3 separate regions of the Mus musculus genome follow, and all the other regions are linked to region 2. Evidence: chromatin loops called from intact Hi-C (ENCODE). Cell type or tissue: gastrocnemius. All regions are shown on one strand. Links, peaks and the distances in the headings refer to the core of each region. The heading gives the core; the rest is flanking DNA.

Region 1 (8,000 bases), core at 1-8,000, 280 kb before region 2:
CTTTTGGGCTGCTGTATATTTTGTCTGGCGTTTTTTAGTTAATTCTAAGATACATTTCCATTTCTACTTTGGGTAGTAGGTGCAATACATTTTTTTAAAAAACAATTGAGTCTGATTCTTTTGTTTGAAGAATAGTACCTTCTCTATTATTCATCCCATCTGTTCTATACTCATAGTTTTGGACATGTAATAATATCCAAAATGCCAATGTGATTCACTGGACAGGAACAAGATGAACAAAAGGATGCTTAGTATTCATAAAATCTGAAGTAAAAACCTCAAAACTTAATGTTTCCCTCCTAGTACAGGAGTCCTATGGGTAAGCCCATATACAGTGACATGTGAACCAATTTCTGACAAACAAGTCATGAACATTCCTGATCTGAGCAGGTTATTGCACATGTTCTAAACTACAAAGACCAATACAGTGTTTCAGCATTACAGCAAACCAAAGAGATCATTGAAACTGGTGTTTTCACACAATACCTTCTGTTGCCATGTCCCAACTTCCCATCTTCTGCCTCGCCCCAAGAGTAAACTTCGCCTTCTGAAGAGAGAGCAAGGCAATGCTTTCCTCCTGAGTTCACAGCAACTTTCTTAATGAACACATGCTGAATGGACTCCAGTAACGTTGGAGTAGACACTGACTCTGTCCCTCCAATCCCCAGCCTTCCACCAGCACCATAGCCAGTAGCATAGAGCTAAGATGAGAAAGCAGAAATATTCCTGTAGTTACCGCAAAGAATAAGCATTCAATACATTTACACCACAGAGAAAATTTTAACTTAAAGCCCCAAATCACAGGAAATTTTTAAGATGTTATATACTGTTTTGGTTTGGAGAAGTGTTTTCCAAATATCTATGTGTAAAAACTTTGGTTCCTAGGGTAGTGCTACTGAGAGAGAGTAAGATTTTTGAGACGTGAGGCCTTTTAGAAGAAAATCCTATGAGTTACCAGTGGCACAACCACAAAGACATAACTGGAGGACTGTGTTCCCTTCTCCCAACCAGTCCTGTACCCTGATTTCCAATTATAAGGATACAGCTCCCTTCCTCTTATCCAAAAGGAAAAAAAATATAAGCATGCAAATTGAAAAGGAATAAAAATTATAGATTATGGCTATCTGCAGAGATCCATGAGGTGCATTACAAAAAAATAAGACTGACAGGCAGTGTTTTAATTTTTAAAAGTAATACAGTTAATGGATGTAGTGTACTTCAAAATAAAAAAAAAGTAGTTAAAATATATCTAAATATTATACAGAAATGGCGCTACCATAATCATTCTTCAGATAGTACTTTAATAAAGTCCTTACACATACAAGAATCAAAAACAGCTTGTCACAACTTTTTCAACCCTAATGAAGCATATCTCTGTCTCTCTCTGTCTCTCTGTCACACACACACACACACACACACACACACACACACACACACACACACACACACACACACTGTACCCTTACCTTCCCATCAGCTGTCACAGCAAATAGTGTCTGCTCTCCTCCAATTAACTGCACAGGTCTGAGAGTCGCAAGTGCTTCACATGGAGTGGGAACTTTTACTTTTGCACCTTCAATTCCTCCAAGCTGTCCCCTATGATTATGCCCCCACCCATAAATGGTTCCACTACCACCAGCAGAAAGAGTCCAGTCATCTGGTCGCCTATAGCAAACATTAAAAGAAGATTTGATGTAAAGAACTTTGTGTAAAATCACTTATGTACAGCACTGTCTCTTAGTTCCGAAATAATACCTGTTCATCCACTGCACAAGTTGCTCATCTTGCTCTCTTTTAAAGATGCTGTGGCTTTCATGGAGAACATCCATACTTTCACTGTCTGCCATTAATTCACGAATCTTCTTAGCAACCTATGGAACATTATTATGAAATAATGAGTCAAACAAATAAGTTGGATGTGGTGATCCACACTTGCAATCCTAGCAAGGACAGCCTGGGCTACAGATCAGCCCAAGATACAGTGTGAGACCTGACTTACTCTTTGTCCTTGCAAAAGAAGAAAATCAGTTACAGTAAGAAGACAGGGGAATCTTTAAATGGTAATATGAAGTTACACCAACATCAACATGATTTTATACTTAGTACAAAAAAAATCAGTTTTATCATGTCAACTTTTAGATGGTAAAAAAAGAAAAGTCTATACCATATCACTATATCTTGGTTACTTTGCTGAAAATTAATGTTAATTGAAATTTACATGTTATAGTACCTGTTTTTATCTATAAGCTTCTTTATGGTAGGTATTGCTTAGCAAAACTTTGTCTTTATACATTGGCATCTTTTTCATCATACAGCTCAAAAGGAATTCCAAAAATTAGTTAATTAACACACACATACACACACATTACCTCATCAAGAAACAGACGAGGCAATGGTGTTCTTTTGTCCAGGGCCACAGCAACTCGGGAGGCCATGCAGTATCTTCGGAACCAAGCCCATTTATGGGTCTCTGCGCAGCAAGGGAGTGTGTCTAATTCCAGGTCACAAGCAAGAGCTACTAGCACCTGCAGTCAGCAAAAAATTGGAAACATGGGGAGTCTTAGAAACAAAGCTAATATTTGAGAGAAGGCCACTGGCTACCATCCTGAGCTATGAGAACCCTTGCTCCCAAGCTCCTCACTTTCTCAGAGTGAGTTTCTAGGAAGACAACAGCTTCAGAAGACACAGGGACTCAGACCAACAACAGTTAGGGCATCCACATCATACAATAACTAAGAACATCTGTGTATTTCAAAGCATGCTTTATATATATGCCTCTGGAATAAAGGCTTTGATCACATAACCACTTTCTGAGACATACTTCATACAGCCCTTCAGTGACACTAAGATCTGCTCCCAAATAGGTCTATGGCACAACACCTCCCATAACAGCTCTCAGTGGCTCTCCTACCCAAAGAGCTAGACAGGACCACTTTAAATATAAGTAAATACTACCTTAAAGAATGGACTATGGAGCAGCTGTTTGCCACCTCTCACAATAGGATCTTCATACTCAAACTGCCTCTGCAAAGCTTCTGGAAGGCCTTTCACCAAAGCAGCAAGGGCACTGCCTGTAAAACTCTTAAAAACAGCAAAACAATATTGAATTTCAGAAATCCAGAATGCAAGTGAGCCTCAGGGTTTTTTTGTTGCTATAAGTAAAGGAGTTTATATCCCCTAAAAAAAGGAAACGAGTATTTAAATTCTCAACTTGGGAAAGGGTGTGTCTATAGCGCAAAGAAAGTATCAACTTTCAGAATGTTTGGTCTTAGTTTTAGTTAGCCCCTCCCAGGGAACTTCCCTCTCTGGCGTACAAATCCAGCTCATCTCCAGTGGTTACAAAAAACTGGAATGGAATGTTCTCATTATAACACAATAAAAGGGATATGGCCAATGAGGCTTGTAAAATCTAACACAGACCTATATTCACAGGGGTCAATACACAGACTTTAAAAATTAGCCCAGCCTGAACTTAGCATATTCAGCAGCAAGGAAAAAAGAAAAAGGTCTAGATGTGACAAAGCTGCTTGATAGGTAGGCAGAATTCCCAATTCTCCAGGCTGGTTTAGAGGTTTTAATGATTATAGCAGCACATTTATCCTGAAAGGGTCATAGGTCTAGAAACCCTAATGCTTCATACCAAAGCTCTGGATTCCCCATCATTTTCTCCCAGCAGCCTGTTTATGTTAATTGACTGCCCAAATTCTGTGGTGAGCAGTCTCCTCAGTCTCTGAAGAGCCCACATTCTGTGGCTGGCAGCTGAAACAACACACAGGCAAAGTTTAGAATCTGGACTACCTTTGTCAAGTTAAGTATACAGACACGATGACCATGGACATCCCACTAACCTAGGGCGCTCAGCTGAGCACACGCAGCCAGAGAGGCAGCAAGGCGAGGGACGATGCTTCTGTTGGAGGTGAGATTGAGTCGGAAGTCCAAGAGACAGGTCACCAGGTCCATGGATGGACATGAGAGGACACAGCGATCCGAGAGGAGGTCCTTAGGGCCTGTGAAGAAGTCCTGCAAATGTCCCTATGTGATATGGTGGGGACCACCTCCTATGGACAAACTCACAACTCAACTCCCACTGGAACACAGAGTAAGGGAAGAACACAGCACTGCTATCCTAGAAGTCAAGCTTTTTGCTATTTTGTTGCTTGCTTGTTTTCCTGTACTGGGGATTGAACCTAGGGCTTGTGCATACTTTGCAAGCATTCTACCAGTGAGCAACTGTTTCCAACCCCGAGCCATGCTCTTCAAACTGATATTTAACTGTGAACCAAAAGCATTAAGAACCACAACCAGCATCAACTCCTAAGAGGTGAGGATGGGGCTAAGTATCTTGACAACTGGAAAGCTTAGATGGCTCTCTGTCTGATCCTCTCCCCAGGTAGGAACTCTGTTTTTTCCCATAGCAGAAGACAATCCTTAAATCACACAATGGGAAGTTTGCACTTCCTTGGGTGATAATCACAGCCCTCTTACCTGCAGCTGGCATGATGGGATAAACTGTGAAGCGCCAGCCCCACCCATTCACAGACCCATCACTGATGAACTTCCATTTCAGCTCATCTCCAGGGATGCGAAGCTCACTCGACCAGTCAGACCATTCTCGACCTAGCAGAGGAAAGTACACACTGGAATTAAAATGACTCCACCATCTTACCAACAAGACTCCCTAGATGCAAAGCACAGCTGTTCACACCACTTCAGAAGGTCAGCAGGTTCCTTCAGCCCAAGACCTCTGAAGCTTACATTCACAGCGGGTTGAAGATATTCTACCTTTCCACAGATTTCTATTCAACCTCTGATTGAGTACTGGAGAACCTGAAGGCACACACATACACACTTCCCCAAAAGAAGCTACTACCAAATGGGGAAATGATTATGTACACAACTGGGATGCACTGTGACAACTGCAGAGAGAGCAGGCCCACACCAAGGTAGGTTCTCAAAATGCTTCTGAGTATGGCAGGTAATTAGGCAATGGCAGAAAGATCTAAAATTCCCACCAGGGGCATTTGTAAGCAATTCAGCATGACCAAGACAGGCTGTACTCAAGGAAGCAATGGAGCAACCTGGTCACACCCAAGGATCCGTGGAGCTGCATAACAGTCTCTTAAAAGAGCAGGAGATGGAGCAACTTAATGATGTAGAAGCATGAGGCAACAGCATACACGCAGCCCGCTGGACTTCCATCTCAAAGCAGTGAGACCAGCACAACTACTACTACTACTAGAACTCTTCTGACAGACATTTATCAAAATGCCATGGACATCATCACCATACCACATTAGAGCAAGGACTTATGTGACACCATGCAACACAGTCATGCTGCTTACTACATACACTATGAGTGGTTAAGACAAAGACCACATGCAGCCCACAAAACCACATCCATTTACACACTTAGTCTTTCACAGGGAAAATTTCTCAGCCTTTATAAAAGAAGATGTAGCTTAGTGGTAGAATGTTTGTCTAGCATGCACACAGACCCTGGGTTCAATACTCAGCCCAGTGAGGTGTGTATGTGTGTAGGAGGGCGAGTAACATATACACACATACATACATACACACATTCATGCATGCACATGCATACTCACACACTTTCTTCCCCTCCCCTACTAAAAAGATCTGAAGACACACACATACATGCATATCCATGCATTAACAACTCTACAATGTTCAAAGTTTTAAGCAAGTTTATTAGACCACTCTTCCTGACCTCATGGAGCGAGGCAGAGTACACAAGACCACACACTGTGCCTCCCACTATGCCTCCCATCCACTGCACATTCTGTCCACCCTCTAGACACAGCAGTCCATGAGCCAAACCCTTACTATCAGCCAGGCCAGAATTCCTTTAAGCTCTGTAGTATGCCAACAATGCTATGTAGGCCCCAGTACTCTCACACACCTATGGTTCCCCAACTACCAGGGCACCTCTCACGCCAGACACTCAATAACCCTCTCTGATAGTAGGAAGCACACATCACACAGATCATATCTTATTCAAAGTACTGGAAAGAGGAAAACAAAACCTACTGTTTCACAACTCATTACCTTGCTATACCTTCCTTAAAGTTCCCATGGAATGAAGCACCAGTATCCTGTCTTATGCTAACAACTCCTTCTATGGAGCACAAGTGAGGAGGACTGTCCCTACTTGCCCTCCCTTCTTCACCTGACCGCACCGACACAATCCTGTTGACACCATCCATGACAGTGAGAGGATCGTGGCGCCTCTCTGTGGAGCACTGCCGGTCAAACTCCACCCTGAGTCCTTCTGCACCTGGAGTATAAGCAAGCAGAAAACACAGTGGAAACTCCAGAGAGCAAGTGAAAGTCACCGTTCAGCAAAGCAGGAAGAGTGAGACCAGAACTGCATGTAGGAGCTGGGGAAGAACCAGCACCAAAATCACAGCCTGAGGCTGGCCATCTTGCCCAGCTCTAGCCCCCAACAGAAGGCTCTGCCCATGGACTAAACGGCCAGAGAACCACCCCACGGGGCTGAGCTGTTCTGTTCTCTCACCTCCACAACACCTTCCATGCTGCAATTCTATCACCTGACCAACCATATTATGATGCCTCGAAGACAGTGCTAAGGGTGACCTTGAATGGCCCCCTAAGACTGTCATGGTTTGAATACACTTGGCCCAGGAGTGGCACTATTTGGAGGTGTGGCCTTGTTGGAGTAGGTGTGGCCTTGTTGGAGTAGGTGTATGAGGGTGTGGCTGCCTGGAAGCCGGTCTTCTCCTAGCAGCCTTCAGATAAAGATGTAGTTCTCTCAGCATCTCCTGCACCATGACTCCTGGACACTGCCATGATGATAATGGACTGAATCTCTGAATCTGTAAGGCAGCCCCAATTAAATGTTGTCCTTATAAGAGTTGCCTTGGTCATGGTGTCTCTTCACAGCAGTAAAACCCCAAGACGAACTGTAACTTACAAAGTTGGTTACCCATTTGGTACTATGAGAGGTGGGCAGGGCCTGAAGTTATTAGGAGTGTGCCCATGGAAAGGACTGGGAGACTGTGGCTCCTTCCTGTCTCTTTGCTTCTTGGCTGTGAGGTGAGTGATTTGTGCTACACTCCCATGTATTCCCACAACATGCTGCTTTGTGCAAACGACGTGCTGCAACCTCCATAACTGCAAGGCAGAATAAACCCCTACATTTTATAAGCTACCTTAAGTATTTTGTTATAATGATGGAAAGGTGGGTAACACAATCGCATTGTATGAACTTTTGATTTACAGCCAAATCTGATGTAAACTGTGGGTTGACATTATAACTAGGGACAGACTTGTGAGACTGCCCCCTTTGGGTATTCTAGTAGTGGCAGAACTTAGCTGACTTGCTGGACACCCAGCTGGTATTTACTGAGAATTGCTTAGTGTAGAGACACTGTGCATTTCTTCATGGAGGACTGACAGCTCTGACTAATTTTTAGAGACATATGTGAATGTTGTGTAAGGGGACATAAGAAGTGAGTGGGAGGAAAACAAATTATACTGGACTGGCTCAGAAGGTCTGGACTTACTAAGAAATTAGTAAATTTGGAACATATATTTTATTAGTAGATGGGTATGAAGTTGAGAAACAGAAGAGGAAGATAATCACATGATTTTTATTTAAGATCCAGGTAGAAATACTTCTTGTTCAATTTTTATTGCATGTGTGTGAGCATTATTTGTATGCATGTGTAGTTAATTGTCTGTATAGAGGACAAAGCAGATGCTGGTCTTCAGGCACTGTCTACTATGGTTTCCCTGGCCTCATCAATTCAGCTCGGCTGGTTGGCCAATGAGTTCCTAAGATCCGTCTGCCTCTGTCCCCACTGGCTCGAGCCCGGTGGGCCCACTTATTTACATGGGCTGGGGACTGACTTAGGCCCTCAGGAAGACACTGCAGCACTTTACTTTTCCAGCTGCCACTTTAGTTTTTAAGTTTCCTTTTCAGGTTTTTTGTTTGTTTGTTCTGCTGGTTTTGGTTGGGTTTT
Region 2 (10,444 bases), core at 974-8,973:
TTGAAAACATAATATTTTCTGTGATTCAGTTGTGGAGAACTTTATAAGATGACAAAAAGGTAATAAAAGTTTAAAAACCACATGGTTTGGAAGCTAAAGATTAGAATAGTGTGTCAATAATCTGAAAATGCAGTTAAGATAAGTAGATCTAATTACCTTAAAAAGAAAAAGGAAATAGAAAATATTTTTAAAACTTTCTGGGTTATGTTTTGTTTAGAGTAATGTTTATATATGCTTGAATTTATGTTAGGATATTAAGCATTAGATTTTGTCTACATACCACATTTTTGATGATCTCATCTTTGCCATCATGTTTCTGAACTTTGAGAAGATGATAGCAGAAATCCAACACAGCAAAGCGCCGCTGCTGTCCAAGAAGTACAATGATCATGCAGCCAGCCCAGTGGAGCCCATCTCCAAAACACTGCCTAGAGGCACCAAGCAATAAGGACAATGAACAAACAGGCAGACTTGAATGAGTGTCTCCAATCAGGCTACATTAGTTCCTTTGTCCACAGTTCCTCAGATGGGAGAAAGATGAGCACAAGAAATTTTCTCTCATAGGAGGAACAATATGAACTAACCAGTACCCCAGAGCTCCCCTGGGACTAAACAACCAATCAAAGAAAACACATGGTGGGACATGTGGCTTTAGCTGCATATGTAGCAGAGGATGATGGCCTCATTGGTCATCAATAGGAAGAGAGGCCCTTGGTCTTGTGAAGATTCTATGCCCCAGTGGAATGCCAGAGCCAGGAAGCGGGAGTGGGTGGGCTGGGGAGCAGGGGAATAGGGGATTTTTGGAGGGGAAGCTGATAATATTTGAAATGTAAATAAAATATCTTATAAAATTTTTAAAAAAGTGTGAAAGCCAGAGTAGATGAAAGACACAAAGTACCCAAGATATATACCCAACAAGGCTGCCTTACATAAAGAATTGATTTTTCTCCAAAGGAGTTTATTATTATACGTAAGTACACTGTAACTGTCTTCGGACATGCCAGAAGAAGGCGTCACATCTTGTTACAGGTGGTTGTGAACCACAATGTGGTTGCTGGGATTTGAACTTTTGAACCTTTGGAAGAGCAGTCAGTGCTCTTACCCGCTGAGCCATCTCACCAGCCCCACAAAACCACCCTTAAGAGTAGGCCCCATGCTTATCAGTAAACAGGCAATAGGAAACACAGTCATGGAGATTCCAGTGGTCCTCTTTCTTACAAGGTGTCAAGGTTTTCTCTCTCCCTGCTCAATCCTTTGTATGTGCTATGGCTTCTAGTTGTGTGGTTTTACAGGGTTCCTGTGTATGCAGAGACTTGTGCCTCTGCATCTGTATGCTTCATTTCCTTGGTTCCTTTCCTTCTCTTTATTTGTTGTTTTGTCTTATTCTGATTGGTTTAATTTTGCTTTGTCTTATTTATTTCTGTAAATAAAATTTCCCTTAGATATCTTTTTGTTTTCTAAGAAGAGACAGAGCAGGGTTAGATCTGGACGGGAGGAGATTTGGGAAGGAAATTGAATGGAGTATGTACTATATGAGCAAAACATTTCTTCAATAAGAAAGAACGAAAGACAGATTCTTAAATTTAAATGCATTTCTACTTTTGTAATATATTGTATATATGTGCTTGTGTTAGGTGTGCACAAGCACATATGTGTATCTACTTAGAACTGATTTTTATGCAATTGTTTTTTAAAGTTTACTTTGACTATAAAAAAAAACAAGAAAATTTCTAATTTTTGATAATGCCAATTTTCGGTACCTTTAGCATGCTGTTTCATAAGCAACAGACCTGCAAAGAATAACATCATGGCTCTGCCACCCACAAACAGGAATGTCCAATTTGCTTTCAGTTGCTTTAGATTCAAATAATTCCCAGATACTCAGGCTAAATCCTTTCTTTGTCATCAAAGAGGGAGCCACAGCTCAGTGGCATTAGGCCAGTGCAATGTCTGTATACTTTGTAAAAGAGTTTCATCATGTGTACCGACTTCACACTCCTTTCAGCAACCACCTTCCTTGCCAGTTCTCCCACTCTTCCAAAGAGTCACAGAACACCCCCCCCCCCCTCCTCGCACACACACACTTACTCCACTGTAAACTCGTGTGTCCCTACAGGAATGCAGTAAACAAACTGCATGGCACTCCATAGTCTGTGAAACTCCACACACTCATCCACGTGCATGACACCATTGCTGGGTAGGGGCCCACGCCAGATGGGATCATCCAGAAAGGTCCGGATCCGTGTCAGGATGACTTCAAACATGGACAGACCACAACAGAGACGCTCCTTGGTTAGCAAGTCCCCCTCTCTTGCAATTGCAATTTGCTGCAAAAAGTACATGGAATATTACAAGCCATGATAGAATACTAAAGGGCTAAAAACAAACTACCACCAGCCAACTTACTCAGTAGTAGATAGGAAATGCTAAGTTGGCAGAACAGGGTTTTGCAGCATCAACAGGTTATATCAGCAGTTATCTATATGCTAAAGATTAAAATACTGAAGTCTGTCTAGAAGAGTAAAGTAGAGATATTTCTAGTGGTCACAAAAAATTTACTGGCATCTCGTGGCTAGAAACCAGTAATGCCACTGAACAGAGTCTATAAGACAACCTCAAACAGAAACTCTGGTTCAAAACAGCAATGGTCCAAACAGTTATGTATGCCAGATCTAGGCTAACTTGCATTCTTTTTGTTTGTTTGTTTGGGTTGTTTGTTTGTTTGTTTATTTGTTTGTTTTGAGACAGGGTTTCTCTGTGTAGCACTGAATGCATATGGCACACATAAATATACTTAAGCACACATAAATACATTTTTTTTTTTTTGTGAGACAAGTTCTTTTTATATAGCTCTGACTGTCTTGGAACTCACTCTGTAGACCAGACTGGCACTGAATTCAGAAATCCATCTGCCTCTGCCTCCCAAGTGCTGGGATTAAAGGCGTGTGCCACCACTGCCCAGGGGTAAACTTCATCCTGATACCTTGCCTTTTGTCACCATTTCTTCTAAGAAGCAACTCTATTTAAAAAGCTTGGTGCAATGGTGATGAACACTGTTAATCCCAGCACTTGGGAGGCAGAGGCAGGTGGGTCACTATGAGTTTGAGGCCAGCCTACTCTATAGAGCAAGTCAAGGACAGCCATGGCTACACAGAAACCCTGTCTGAAAAAGAAAAGGAAAACAAACAAACAAAAAACAATTGTTCATGAAAGGGTGGAGTAGAACAACAGGCAACATCTGAGTACATCTTTGTTTCTAAGATAGATAGGTGTTCAGCCCTTTCCGCATACTCTCTAATCCTCCCAACTCGTCCAACAGTGTTGACCTCACAGTAACTCCTGGCTGCTCCACTGGCCTGATGTGAATTTCCACCCAGCACACAGACCCCAGTAAGCATAGCATCTTACCTGTGGGGTCCCCAGCCTTTCAATCAGTGGGACAAGGTGCAGTGGGGCATACTTGGATTCTAGTCTTTTCATTTTGGCATCAACTCTCTCCCCCTCTGTATTGGAAAAGACATTATTATTATTCTCTGTCCTTATGTAAGATTTTAAAATTGCCAAAGTTTAATTTTTAACAGAAATTTAAAGATTCAGTTAACTCCATGGGTGGAGAGTCTCTTTGGAAAGAGTATATTATAGTATGTTAAAATATACAATATATTAAAATGGCTTATTTTAATTCAAGCTAACAAGTTCACTAATGTAACCATTTAGAATCTGCTTTCAGCTTGGACTAGTGTAACTTTTTCATGTAATTATTTACAGAATGGGGGAACATGGGAGAGTTAAATGTGTGTTCGGTTTTCAAATTTCACTGAAAATTCTAAACATGATCTAAAGCAAAATAGTCCAGTGAACCTCTTTACTCGTCATCTCCTATGACATCATCTCTGACATCATCTATGACATCATCTCCTATGACATCTATCAACTTGGTGGCCATTGTTTTTATTATCTTGTTACAGAACTCTGTATTATTTTGAAATGGGTTCTGGATATCATTATAAATACTTGAGTTTATGAATTCTAACCAGGTTAGACACACCCCACAGAGACTCAACAGGCACCAACATAACTGAACATTGGCCTTTTCTCTGGCTGCACAGTGTAATAAGTATGACTCCTTTATGTGCAAGGTGAACTCTGGTTGATGATGCAGACTCACCTTTTACATGGATTCGAGGTAAGATATTCTGGAAAGGAGCTGCATGCAACAGGTCACAGACTTCTTCTAAAGACTAAAACAGAGTCGAAAAAAAAATCATCCCAGGCAGGGGATCTCATAGTGAAAAAGATAATAAATATCTGGCGCAGAAAAGTTACACTTTCCCTGTTAGAATAAAATAAACAATTGTCCACAGAATTTACTAGAATAGTGTTAATGTCCCATTGAGCTACTTTTCCGGTCCACTGGAAAAACACTCTTTAAACGAAGAAATATTATATTCTTGTTTTCTAAATGTAGGGAACCATAAACAGTTATACTGCCCACCTCATACCCTTACTAAAGAGGGGTGTGGAAAACACAAAAGAGAAAAAGAAAACTTCTTTGTCATCAGCAGTGAAAACTTTGGCCCAGCTAAGATGGGCTGAACTGAGAACTCACCAGGCTTTGCTCAATAAGCAGGCAGAAGAGAACAGCATTGCCCACCTCCCGCAGGTTCTGGAAGCATACGGTTTTCAGCTCTGCATACTCCACAATGTCCTTCAGCTGGTGGTGGAAGAACTCCAGGATGCCTGTGGCAGCAGAAGTGTCAGGCATTCAGGCACAGCACTAGCACCTGCTATTCTAATACTACTATGGAGATGCCACATGCTTCCAGCAACGAAAGTATTTCACAGGTATTTATTCATAGTGATAAAAAAATGAACTGATGCCATCTTTGGAGAGAATACTATCAGATAAGAGTTTATAAAAGGCACTCTCTCTGTCTCTCTCTGTCTCTCTGTTTCTCTCAGTCTCTCTCTCTGTCTCTCTCTCTGTCTCTCTCTCTTTCTCTGTCTCTGTCTCTCTGTCTCTGTCTCTGTCTCTGTAGACAAGGTTTCTCTGTGTAGCACTGCTTGTCCTAAACCTTGTTTTATAGACGAGGCTGGTGTTGAACTCAGAGATCCACCCGCCTCTGCCTCCCAAGTGCTGGGATTAAAGGCGTGCGCCATCATTGCCTGGCACTTTTAAGTGACAAAGGTTTGTAGAGCCGAGGTTAATCCTAAAGCGACACTGAGCTCATTATGGATATTTATTTGGATAGCCTTACACCAGCCTGCAGCAAGTCATGTAGGTTGATCTAGAAGTACACATCCAAGGACTATGGGTGAAGTTCTTACAGCCTGTGAGCCAGATGAGGCAGAATGCTTTACAGACCAACAAGACTATCTAATGGGTAAGAGGCCAGAGGGAGGGTATAGGAAGTAGAGCCTTGTGGCTGCTTTAAATGCTTGTCCCCAAGAAGAGGGAATTAGGACCTGGTAGTTAAGCTCCCCCTGCTTTTCTTGGTAGGTGATTATTTTCAGGATCTGGGACAACAATATGTTCAATACCCCATTACCAAACTCCTTGCTAGTTGACAAGCTGGGTCCCTCGGTTGTTTAACTGCAAATAATGACCCCAAAGTCCTACACACTTGCCTGCTACCCAGTTGTAAGGTGTGTTTGTTTGTTCTACTCTAAAGAGGCAGATTCTGGTTTGGGCTTCTTTCAAATCTGGTCTTTATCAACTTGATTCCCTTCTCATGAGGTTTGTACTCCTGCGGGGTACCCCAGCCACCTTTGCTCACCAGGAGAGCCGTACTCATGTCGCGGAAGCCGGCAGATCTTGGGCATCACTTCCATCAGAGTTTTCACGTACTGCAGGATTGTGCCTTGCAGCTGCAAAAGACAAGGGCTGTCAGCTATCTCCCTCCCTTTCATGGATGGCCCTGGGAAGTGTGTGCTCTGAAAATCAGTCCATGAGCAAAATACAGTTATGACCGAGTTTGTAGAATCAGCTTGGCTCGGGAATAAAATCCCACCTGTGAAAAGAGAGCACCCTCTTCTGAGCGTCTATAGAGACAACTATATTCACACTCTAAAATACAAGTCCCTTTCTAAGACATGAAGTAGTCAGGAAATAAAGCAGCAGAGTTCACATTCCCATGTAGGTTCCATGCTGACCCACTGTCAACACCAAGAGTGCCAACAGCTCTAGAAGCAATAGCCCTTGTAAGATAGTTTCTATTTCCTCTGACAGGCCTAGGATGGCTTCCAGGCTAGACCATGTCACCTTTGTGTTTAGCCATATGAGGGCTGCATTCGTAACTTTCTTTCCCAACTTTCAAGTATTTTAAGGCAGAATAGTCCATAAAGTGTGAGTGGTCCCGAAGATCACAGATGGGCAAATGACTAAAGTCTTCTACATTCTAGTTAAGTGTGATGGTTTGGATGAAAATGGCCCTAATAGGCTCATCTATTTGAATGCTCAGTCACCAGTGAGTTGGAATATCTGAGAAAGAGTAGAAAGATTAGGAGGTGTAGCCTTATTGGAGGAGGTGTGTTGCTGGGCATTAGGCTTTGAGTTTCAAAAGTCCATGCCAGGCCAGTGTTGATGTTTCTGCCTGCTGCTTGACAATCGAATTCTCAGCCAGTTCTCTAGTACCATGTCTGCCCAATGTGCTGTTTCATTCCCTGCTGTGATAATAATGAACTTAACCCTCTGAAACTGTAACCAAGCCTACAATTAAGCAATTAGATGCTTTAATTTATAAGAACTGCCTTGGCCATTCATGGTACATCCTTACAACAGCAGAACAGTAGCTAAGGCATTACATATAACCCATGTTATAACTCTACGACTTCTCAGAGCTGTTAACCTTTGCTACAAGTTCAAGACAATGTCACATCTTTGATGGACTGAGGTTGTACTCAGGTGGCCACAAATTCAGATTCAAACTTTCTTTACACTTAGTGGGCTATTACAGCATAGTTTGATGTCAACGTAAAACAAGCTAGAGTTACTTAGGAAGATGGGTGCAACTGAGACAATGCTTCCATTAAGATTAGCCTGTAGGCAAGTCTGTATGGTATTTTCTGGATTGATGATTCAAGCCCCAAAACATGCATTAAAAAATAAATAAATAAAAATAATAATAATAAAAAAAAAAAAACAGTGCAGCACATTTGTAACCTTAGGACCAGTAAGACAGAGAGGTGGTTCCTTGGGGTTTGTTGGTCATCCAGTCTAGCCTTGATTGGTTCTATTCCAGTACAATACTCTGCCTCATAAAACAAGGTGGGAGCAACAGAGGTGGCTTGTGGGTAAGAGTGCTTGCTCTAAAAGTATAAAGATCTGAGATTTATATACATGGGGACACAGAGGGAGGGGAGGGGGAGGAGGGGGGGGAGACTGGCTGACTATGAATTAAAAGAAAAAGTCCACTGTGGTCTATAAATGACATCATTTTCCCTTTTCAAAAACCTGAACCATAAGGCTTTGTACTGGCCAATTTTATGTTTACGTGATACAAACTAGAGTCACTGAGAGTAGGAAGCCTCAACTGAGAAAATGCTTCAATAAGACAGGGCTACAGGTATATAGGCAAAACCTGTAGAGTATTTTCCGGACCCATGATTGATGTTGGAGGGCCCACCATATTGTGGGTGGGGCCACCCCTGGGCAAGTGTTCTGAGTTCTATGGGAAAGCAGGCTGAGTAAGCCAAGAGGAACAAGCCAGTACATAGCACCTCCATGGTCTCTGTATCAGCTTTTGCCTCCAGTTTCCTGCCCTGCTTCACTTCCTGTTCTGACGTCTTTATGGAAGTATAGGCAAAAATAAATAAATAAATAAATAAAATAAAATAAAACCCAAAAACCAGCAAAAAAACCCCCAAAACCCCCTTTCTCCTCGTTTTGCCTTGGGTTATGGTGTTTCTCATAGCAATAATAACATAAGCCAGGTTTCTGTGCAGATGGTGACATGTGTACAACTCTGACCTCACTCTGGGGCTACACATGTGCATCTAAGCCCTTTACTCACATTTGTTTCCAGAACAAAAGCACATACCACTTGCCTCACTAACTGTGCAGCTCACTTTCATCTGTCAGGAGCCTTCTCACTGGAACACTTGTGAAGAACGGCCCACAGCTGACATATCTATCCCTATAGTGGCTGTTCCTGCCTACCATAAATACCTGAGGCTCTGTAAGCTTCCTGTGGTCAGTATGATCTCCATTTACCTCTATACAGCGTTTCCTAGAGATCTGCGCTTTATGAAAACCCATACTTCACAAATAAAAACAAGAACATATATATTTATAGAACTGGGGGCCAGAAAGATGGCTCAGTGATTAAGAACATTTGTTCATTTGGGTCAGAGGACCCTCATTTGGTTCCCAGCATCTACATATCACAGACAACCACAAAACAAAACAAAAAACTGGAGAGAACAGACTGTGGCAAGCATCTTTTGTCTTCTACTTTGTTTTTAATTCCCCTCAAGCTTAGGGTTACAGTGGTGGTCTTTGATAAGACTTCTGCATAGTAGAAGAAGCAACATTCTCTTATTATAAACATAATATTCTGGTTATAAACCATTCCCAAAGCCCGGTATGGTGTTGCAGATCTCTAATACTAGCAAATCTAGAAGCCAAGGCAAGATGACTGATGCCTGAGGCCAGCCTACACTAAATATAGTAAGACTATATCTCGGACAGGCAGAAACAACAAAAAATTATAAATCAGTCCTATAACTTCAATCTTTCCTTTTGGTAAACTGGGGGTGTTATTTGTAAGAGACAGATCAGATGTTCTCTAGGCTGGCCCGCAACTCCTGGGTTTAAGCAAAATTCCTGCCTCAATCTCTTGAGAACGAGGTAGGACAGTGACATCCTTTTATATCCAGAACCATTCTCTTTAGTTAGGAGAAATGTCTGAAGCTAGTTGAAGCTTTTTTTTTTTTCTGTTTCTGCTACACATCCCAGACAGAAAGAGAAGACCCCTCCGACCCCCAAATGGCTGTGTTTATCTAACCCAGTGAATCCATGCTACAGGGAAAACCCAGTCCAGGAAAACTCACCAGGCTCTTGACAACCTTCAGCAGCTCTTCCATGACTACTGCAATGCCCTGGTAGCCAAGTAGCCGGCAGATGACTTGGAAGTGCGGAGGCCCCACAAAGTTCCGGTAGCTGCCATAAATGCTTGAGTAGGCTAGGTTCAAAGCCTAGGGAAAAGAGGACGGTTTTCAACATCGTTCTCACACGTTCATGCAGACGGCATTGGGAGATGTGTTCAATTTGTACCACATCTTAAGCGAAGGAGCCACTTCCCTTGTAACCTACACTGCCCTTACTGATGTGGAGGTTTTCCTCTTTTTAAAGAGTAAACTGTATGCGGAGAAACTAATGGGACAGTGGAGACCATCCCCTGAGGGAGGCAGAAGATATTCAAGAGCTGACTGGAGCATGGGTAGGTGATGAAAGGTTTCCATGCAGGAAGAGTCACTAACCTTGTGGAAAGGACCAGGTATGGAAAACAGGGAGATGCGGAATTAAAGGATTTATTTCCTTCCATGTATCTTCTAAATTTCCCTTAATACTTCTCTGACCTGATGGCTTCTGTCCCCATACAGCACTGTGGTAATGGCCACTCTAATCCTGTGCTGTAACATGGGTGCTGGGGACTTGAACTCAGAGCCTCACGTTTGCACAGGAAGTACTTTTCTTATCCATGAAGCCACACCCACAGCCTGTCTTAACTTTTAAAAATGAGTTTCTAGTTTCAGTTTTCAGTGTCTATGATTTCAACTCCAGATTTAAGTTTTATTTTTTGTTTTTTTTTTCTTTTTCTTTTTTTCTTTTTTTTTGAGACAGGGTTTCTCTGTGTAGCCCTGGCTGTCCTGGAACTCACTTTGTAGATCAGGCTGGCCTCGAACTCAGAAATCCGCCTGCCTCTGCCTCCCGAGTGCTGGGATTAAAGGCGTGCGCCACCACTGCCCGGCCAGATTTAAGTTTTAAGTTTACTTTGTAGCTCAGGATATGGTCTAGCCTGGTAAATGGCCATGGCCACTTAAGAGCGCATCCTGATGCCACGTAGTGTTGAGTTTCAGTTCTTCATTCCTTCTCGTTCTGTTGCAACACACGCGTTGCTGAGAGAAGAGCTGAAGTTCTTGTGTAGCATATGGAGTGTCTCATTTCTTCTTTTAAAAATGAAATTTTTGTTTCTGTATAGAAGCTCTCATTGGCAAATAAACATGCTGAATTGGCATATCCCAAGTATTTTCCTAGTAAGGTCCTTTGCTCTGAAGTCTAGTTTATCTTGTAGTACTATAGCCACATCTGCTTTGCTTTGACCAATACTTGTATCACACATCTTTTTCTCTTCTCTCCTTTACTTTCTGGTATCACAAACTGAAATCAAGCTAAGCTGAGCATATATAATTGAGCTAAGAATTTTTGTTGCTTTTATCCTGA
Region 3 (8,000 bases), core at 1-8,000, 200 kb before region 2:
CAATGCTGAGGAAAAGAAGGCAGACCCAAAGATATAACTGTACAACTTCATTCATGTGAGGTCCAAGGACAGATAAAATTAAAAACTAGACTGTTCAGGAGCAAATGTTTACTTGATAATAAAATGGTAATAAGCATTCATCCCGGAGAGGGCACCTTCCCAGATAAGGCAGTGTTTGTAACAGCCTTGGCATGTTTCCATACTTAACCTAGACAGATGAAACAGCTTTCCCTACCAGCAAACACAGAGCTAGTCTTCGCATGCGTGTGTGCTGCATATGCATATATATATATATATATATATATATATATATATATATATATATATATATATATATATACACACACACACACACACACACACACACACATATATATGTGTGTATATGTGTATATGTGTGTATATGTGTGTGTGTGTGTGTGTATAGATATAGATATATAGATATAACACAAAAGTTTTTTTAAAGATGGTTTTGAGTGACTGTTGAGTGTTTGTCCTAACCAGGACATATATAATGCCCCCCACCTTTACTCCTCAGGTGGCAGGGGAGATAGAAATGGGATAAGAGACAGAATGGAGAGGAGTGCTGTGAAAGTATCTTCTAGATATGCCTGACTGTTATATCCATGAACTCTCAGAAGTGGGGATACATGCACAAAACTGGGCCTATCAACAGAACATCATGGGTGTGGAATTGGTTCATAAGGCCCCATCTCTCCCAGAGCAGTTAATGCAATTAGTAGCTGCTGAGAGAGCATATTACATATTACATATTACTCAATAGTGCAGCCACTTATGGCCTTTGTCTTAAGTAACAGCTCCCTACCAACACTCAAGAAGGCAACACTAATTAAATGCAGTGGGCCATGAAAGAAAGGGAAAGTGGGGGGGGGGAGAAAGGGGAGGGGAGGAAAGTGGGTAAAAGATTAATTTTGAGGGAAAAAAAGAATCTGGTGGGATGGGGAATGGAATAAGGCAGAAAAATGTAGAGAATATGATCAAAGTATATCATGAAAAATCCAATCTTAAATATAACATTTTTAATAATTTTTCTGAGAATTTCATACATGTATACAATGTATTTTTATCACATTTGCCACCTTCCCCTCTCCTCCAATTCTTCCCAGATGCTGGCCCACCTGCTCCATACCCACTCAAGATTTATGGGGGGGGGGGGGTATTGTTTTTAATAATCTACCCAGTCCAATTTTTGTTGCCCATATACTCATGAGTATGGATTCTTCTACTTGAGTCCAGGAGCCACACCCACAAAGAAAAGTGACACCATTGACTCTCCCTAGCTCCTCGGTTGGAAGTAAATCATTAGAAACCCCCGTCACAATCCATGGTACAATGTTGAATACCCTCATCTTTCACAGGTCTGCGTAAGCAACCACGAGTGCTATGAGTTTTACAGTGCAACAATTCTGCTGTGTCTGGATGTCTGCTTCACACTGGTCCTCCCAAACCTCTCTGGCTCTTGAAATATGTCTACACCCTATCCATGATGGTCCATAAGCCCTGGAGTGGGTAGGGAGTCAGAATCATATCCAATGTGTGGCTGTACACTCCAGAGACACTTGTACCTTGTGCTCTGTACTTTGACCAGTCGCAAGCTTCTTCCTCAACTACCAGCCACAGTACAAAGAAACTTCTCTGGTGAAGTCTGAGAGCTATCCATAGAGTACATGGGTACTGGCATAAAACTTTATAGGTCAATTTGATACTGTGTCCATTTAGCAAAGCAATAGTACTAAGTCCACCAGTGTTTCCTAAGAACTCAACCGTGACTCTGACCAGATTTACAGGACCAGAGATGCATTACCTCCTACGAAGAAGTCTAAACCCACCAACAACTGTCAGTCCTATATAACAACTGTTAGTCCTATATAACAACTGTCAGTCCTATATAACATCTCCGCCATTTTTATACCATTTTTACATCTTGCCACACTAATTGTTACTGTAGCTCACAGGGCGTATCTCTAGGTTAAGAATGTTATTGAATTATGATTTAGTTCTCTTGATTTGCTGAACATATTCTGTATGAAAATGATTTCTTTTAACTGAACAAGAAATCTTTGGTGTAGCATTTGGTTTACAGTGATGAATGTTCTGTGGGTATTTGAAAAGTATTTTCCCGTTGTTTGTGTTTGATGGGTACAGTTAGAACACTCAGATGGATGACATCTTTCATGCTTTCAGAGTCTTGTCACTTTTGATCTAATGGAGCCTTGGGTTATAGGGACAGGGAATTTGAAATAGGAAGTATTAATTTGCTAAGTATCAAAGTAATTGAAATTACAGTTCTGTTATTATCTGCTATTTTTGGTTTCTAATAGTTGTGTATACTTTTATAACATTTAAAACAAGCTTTACAGGCTGGCGAGATGGCTCAGCGGGTAAGAGTACTGACTGATCTTCTGAAAGTCCTGAGTTCAAATCCCAGCAACCACATGCTGGCTCACAACCAATGAGATTTGACGCCCTCTTCTGGTGCACCTGAAGACAGCTACAGTGTACTTATAAAAGAGTGAGCAGAGGTCCTAAAAACTCAATTCTCAACAACCACATGAAGGCTCACAACCATCTGTAAAGCTACAGTGTACTCATATACATAAAATAAATAAGTCTTTTAGAAAAACAAGCTTTACAGCAATTCTTGTACTATAGAATGCCTATTTCATTGGGAAAAAGACTTCCTTGAAATTTATTTTGCTATATTCATAGAATCTCTTTAAGTCTCTTAGGTTTCCTAATTCAGTTGTATGCTTTGCTCGTCTGGTTTTTGTTTGTTTGTTTTGTTGTTTTTGTCATTTTTTGTTTTGATTTGATTTTTGCTTTGTTTTTTGTTTTGTTTTGTTTTGTTTTGGTCCTTTTTTATATTTTCTACTACCTCTGATTTTTAGTGCATCTATCATGGGCAGCATAAATTTTCGCTTTTAAAATTCAATTGAATGATTAGAACATTAGTCCCTTTGTATCTTGTTATTTGGTTCTTTTTGTTTTGTTTTGTTTAATTTAGAAAATCTACAAATTTCTAGATTGTTTTCAAATGTACATTTTCTGAATATCTGTGGTATGAAAGATCTCACTGTAGATTGCTGTCTGTAAGCAGGTGAGGGCAGGTGAAAAATAAGGCTAGAGCCTACGATTGGGCAGTGGAAAAAAATCTGAGAATTTTAGAGATAAGTACAGAGAGACAGAAAGGAAAATTAGGAGATAAGACGGAACCTATAGGAGAGGAAGAGGAAGCAGAACCATGCAGTCCTGGGGACCTGGGGTTTTCTTAGATAGATGAGTAAATAATAAATAAGTAGGGTGTGTTTGCTCCATCTAGGTGTGTAGCTTGTGTTTATATCAATTGAGTTTTAAGTTCTTCCTGTGGGCACTTTGTGAGTTGAGAATTTATTAATATAAATCTAATTGATAAATTAAAAGAAAAAGAATGTTAATGACTCTATTCCCATCCCCAGCCTAAATTTACTTATCTCCAGGTAGGTACATAATGGCTGGCCAGCAGGGATAGAGATTCTAGACCAGTACCAGCTTGAGTTGTCCACATCCTGTGACGAATGTGTGTAGTATCCCCAGCAATACAGTCTTATCACCAAATTCTTGTGGGCAACCAAGAGCAACAGCAATAGCCTATATATTCAGGAGGAGTCTCTGGCACATCAGTGAACAACAGCTTGAAAAAAGATTTGCCATAGGTAGCATTGGGTCTTTTATTTGTCAACCGATGATTACTGGGAGGAGCATTATACATGTATTTTGGAAGCTTATAAAATAATTATACTTCCATATTTTTTAAGGTTATTACAAGCTCCATGGCGCAGTGGATAAAGGCACTTGCCACACAAGCCAGACACCTGAGGTCAATCCCCAGAAGCCGTGTAAATGTGTAAAGAGATAACTGACTCCACAAAGTTGTCCTTTGACCTCCACGTTCATGCTCTAGCATACATGCACCATCACTCAACATCCTAACCAATGCACACACAAATGATAATAACAAAAATATTTTTAGGGGCTGGAGAGATGGCTCAGCAGTTAAGAGCACTGACTGCTCTTCCGAAGGTCCTGAGTTCAAATCCCAGCAACCACATGGTGGCTCACAACCATCCTTAACAAGATCTGGTGCCCTCTTCTGGAGTGTCTGAAGACAGCTACAGTGTACTTTCATTAAATAAATAAATAAATAAATAAATAAATAAATAAATCTTTAAAAAAAAGAAAAAATATTTTTTAAAACATCAACAAAAAAGGATTTAAAATCTGTAAAATTTGATCAAATTCATGCTCTTATTCAAATTTAGCAGAGAAGACAAAAAGGGCAACATTTAAGTTGACTCTGAAATAAAAATAGAAAAATAGGACTGAAATAAGTTTTAACTACATTTTAAAATAAATTTCCTAAAAATGTAAAAAACTTGATTTGACATCCTAGGCAATTTTCTTCAGGTGTTCTGTCAGCTCTGGTTTAAGCTTAGAGTGTAAAGGTGATTATGTAAAGGGGAAACGGAAAGAAAATCAGCTAGCAAGAGCTTTCATGAAAACCAATATATAACTCTGGCTAATTCTGAACTCACAACACCAGAATCACACAGAGCAGTAGCTTAGCTTCAGCTTCAAATATCCCACAGCTCAAAAATGGAGAAGTCCAAGCTTTGTTTCAACTTGCTACATACTATACTTTTGAGGTTTGATCTTTTGATGTATTGTAAATGATAAATACTAGCCATGGCCTGGCTGCTCCCACGACTGAGAGAGTCCACAAGTACACTGTGACCTTGCCAACAGCTAATAACTACGCAGAAGAGACATGGGGGTAGGGATGCCTGGCCTTGGAGTGTGAGGGACCACAAGGAAAAGAGAAGGTGAAAAGAGAAGGAGGTTGCCATGGGGAAGGTGAGTCATAAAATATGGCTCTGAGGGCTAGCCAATGAAAGTTAAGAGTAGCCCAGATGAAACATGGCAAATTATAAAATGGGGTTATCGATGAGGAAATAGATTCTAATAGTAGAGAGGGTAAATATCTGTCCAACTTTAGTGCTGATTAAGTCTTATGAATATTAAAGATGTGTGTCTTTTATCCAGGAACTGAATAATCAAAGGCGGGATAGAGAATATAAATTGAGATTAAATATTTTCGACAACAACAGACAATGACTAAAAAGACAAAGTCAATTAAATACAGAATTCCCTGTTCACCAATGTTAAAACATCATGAATGACTTCAGAAAGTCAGCCCCAACCAGGGTACTCTATACCTAATCACCTAATAGTGACTTATAGAAAAACTACTCAGGGAAGGGTTTTGAAAAGTTTCTAAATTTCAGAATTTAAATACTAAATGAAAAATCTCTCTTAAATGTAACCTAAATCTCTTATTTGGATAATATTCTATTCCCACTCACATGGCCATCAGTGAAAATAGCAGTAATTAGACTTCCTTTTTCAAATTCTTTCAGTCAGAAAGGAAGGACTAGGTTATAGCACACAAAAGTAAAACTCCCTCAGTGAAGGTGCTTTAGGTGAAGATAGCATACCCATAATCCCAGGCCAGGCCAGCTCTTCATGATCATCCCGCTCCTTCCCTGGTGCTAAATGGTTGAAACGATCCAGGTGCTCCAGGAGGCCTCCAAGCAGAGGTATAGCTCCAGCCTCTTGCATTAGGCTGGCGTTCTTACTGAGCAGAAGCACGATGGACACCACTAGCTCCGGAAGGAGTACACCTACATTTCAACAAAAAAGTCAAGAAGCTGTTTACAGTGTGGGCTGGGACAGCAGGCCCCTAGCATGCTCAATGTTAAAAAAGCAAAACAAAACAACACAGAATTAATAACCTTGCACTATGTTTAAATTCTATGTCACAGAACAAGAAAGGCTTATTATGTGTTAGGATATTTCTGTTAGCATAGTACTATTTTTTTAAAGAGAGCAGTACAGCTTTAAGATTGAACTTTTTTTTCACAAATAGGACTTTTTAGTTGTCACTATTAAAAATCTTGATTCGAAATAGATTCTTGGACTGGTAGTCTGAACTCTTAAGGGACATAAATAATTTTCAGCCAGGCGGTGGTGGCTCACGCCTTTGATCCCAGCACTTAGGAGGCAGAGGCAGGCGGATTTCTGAGTTCCAGGCCAGCCTGGTCTACAGAGTGAGTTCCAGAACAGCCAGGGCTACACAGAGAAACCCTGTCTCAAAAAAACAAAAAAGAAAAACAAAAAAACAAAAAAAAAAATAAATAAAAAACATACACACTTCAAACACAGACCTATTTCACCTGTGTGTGATGTATTCGGAAAAGTACATGTTTGGCAATATTTTTACCATCTAAAAATAAGCCCTACAAAATAATGCTCTGATCTCAGAAAATTAGCACATCATTCTGAGAGTAGCAGCTCATTTTTATATGGTCAAAATGGAACGAAATCCTAAGCACTCATCTCCCTACATCGCCATCTGTATTATACGGTTCTGTTACCAGGTTACTTAACAAAAAGGGGAAAGGGAGAAAAGGAAGGAGGGATGGAAAGACAAGGGGACTAATGGGAAGACCAGAAGTCACAACTGACCTGGACCCCCACCCCCGAGATCTCTCAGACACTGAGCCACCAACCAGGTAGTATACACCAGCTGATATGAGGTCCCTGACACATATACAGCAGACAACTGTCTGGTCTGGCCTCCGTAAGAGAACATGCACCTAACTCTGAAGAGACTTGAAGCCTCAGGGAGTGTGGAAGCCAGGTGGGGTGGGGGTGAGGGGATGGGGACATCCTCTTGGGGGTAGGGGGAGGAGGTATGGGACGGGGAGACGTCTGGGGAGCAGATTGGGAGGGGTATGAAGTCTGGACTGTAAAAAAGGATTAAAGAATAAAAATAGCCTGATGTAGCTGTCTCCTGAGAGGTTCTACCAGAGCCTGACAAAGACAGAGGCGGATGCTTGCAGCCAACCATTGGACTGAGCTCAGGGTCCCCAATGGAGAAGTTAGAGAAAGGACTGAAGGAGCTGAAGGAGTTTGCAACCCCATAGAAAGATCAACAATGTCAACCAGCCAGACCCCACCACCACCCCACAGAGTTCCCAGGGAGCCACCAACCAAGGAGTACACAGAGAGGGACCTATGGCTCCAGCCACATATGTATCAGAGGATGGCCTTGTCAGGCATCAATGGAAGAAGAGGCCCTTGGTCCTGTGAAGGCTCGATGCCCCAGTGTAGGGGAATGCGAGGGCAGGAAGGTAGGAGTGGGTTGGATGGGTAGGGGAACACCAAGAATAAAAAAAAAATTAATAAGGGGACTAGAAAATGTAGAGTTGAACACACAGTTTTATCAGTAAAGGATACACCATAGCTTTTACCAGTCTCCTAAAATAAGTTAACATATGTCCAGTCAAAGTAAAAGAAAGATAAAAAAAAAAAAAAAAAAAAAGTAAAGAAACACTACAGAAAGATACCTGTAAAGTCCCCTTCCATTACGCAGGCCACTTCTGCAAAGTGCTGCCAGCTGCTAGAAGCGATGCTGGCAGCCACAGGCAATATGTCTCCAATGTGTGTACACACAAGGGCTGTGTACTTTTTCAGCAAAGAGCCAACACCCATTAGCTCAGGACCTTAAAGGAAGAGTCACAAAATTACATTTTCATTACTAAAAGTTTTCTCCTACAACTGAGTTATTCGGGTTACCTATTTACCCCAGAAAGAACAATTTACCATCAGCCTTTGGCTCTTTTTTGTATCATAGAACTAGAGGGATAATGAATTTGGTTACATGCCTGATAACCTTGAAAACTGAAATGCTTAGACAATTAAGTAAAATAATGATGCTCCACCACTGGAAAGAGCACCCACATGGCAGCTTACAACCATAACTCCAGTGCCAGGAAACCTGAAGCCCTCTTCTGACCTCTGTGAGTACCAAACATACATGTGCTCCATATATATACATGCAGGGAAAGGAGTCACATATGTAAAAATGAATTTTTATAAAT

The links. Peaks named below come from ENCODE experiments on the same cell type or tissue, not always from the same donor. Only the 100,000 strongest peaks of a DNase experiment are listed, where the experiment ranks them.
Region 1: a loop joins it to region 2, with 2.2 times the contacts of the local background. A loop is called at or near these places in 5 of 42 quality-filtered maps.
Region 3: it touches region 2 in a loop (2.0-fold over the local background); 2 of 42 quality-filtered maps call a loop at or near these places.

What each region holds. Positions count from the first base shown.
Region 1 is chr7:56,200,393-56,208,392 of GRCm38, reverse strand. Herc2 (HECT and RLD domain containing E3 ubiquitin protein ligase 2) reads right to left here. Exons shown (of 93, transcript NM_010418.2): 71 at 6,185-6,292; 72 at 4,486-4,617; 73 at 3,849-4,007; 74 at 3,641-3,759; 75 at 2,956-3,081; 76 at 2,370-2,525; 77 at 1,756-1,871; 78 at 1,467-1,665; 79 at 487-701. Among named protein-coding and RNA genes, the nearest start is that of Oca2, 35 kb to the left of the region's middle. In gastrocnemius, for the core only: no CTCF peak of the experiment used is centred there; no DNase peak of the experiment used is centred there.
Region 2 is chr7:55,918,171-55,928,614 of GRCm38, reverse strand. Cyfip1 (cytoplasmic FMR1 interacting protein 1) reads right to left here. Exons shown (of 31, transcript NM_011370.3): 24 at 9,052-9,195; 25 at 5,778-5,868; 26 at 4,610-4,740; 27 at 4,169-4,241; 28 at 3,409-3,503; 29 at 2,089-2,327; 30 at 281-428. Among named protein-coding and RNA genes, the nearest start is that of Nipa2, 39 kb to the left of the region's middle. In gastrocnemius, for the core only: no CTCF peak of the experiment used is centred there; a DNase peak (open chromatin) is centred at 4,655.
Region 3 is chr7:56,121,935-56,129,934 of GRCm38, reverse strand. Herc2 (HECT and RLD domain containing E3 ubiquitin protein ligase 2) reads right to left here. Exons shown (of 93, transcript NM_010418.2): 22 at 7,467-7,622; 23 at 5,553-5,738. Among named protein-coding and RNA genes, the nearest start is that of Herc2, 76 kb to the right of the region's middle. In gastrocnemius, for the core only: no CTCF peak of the experiment used is centred there; no DNase peak of the experiment used is centred there.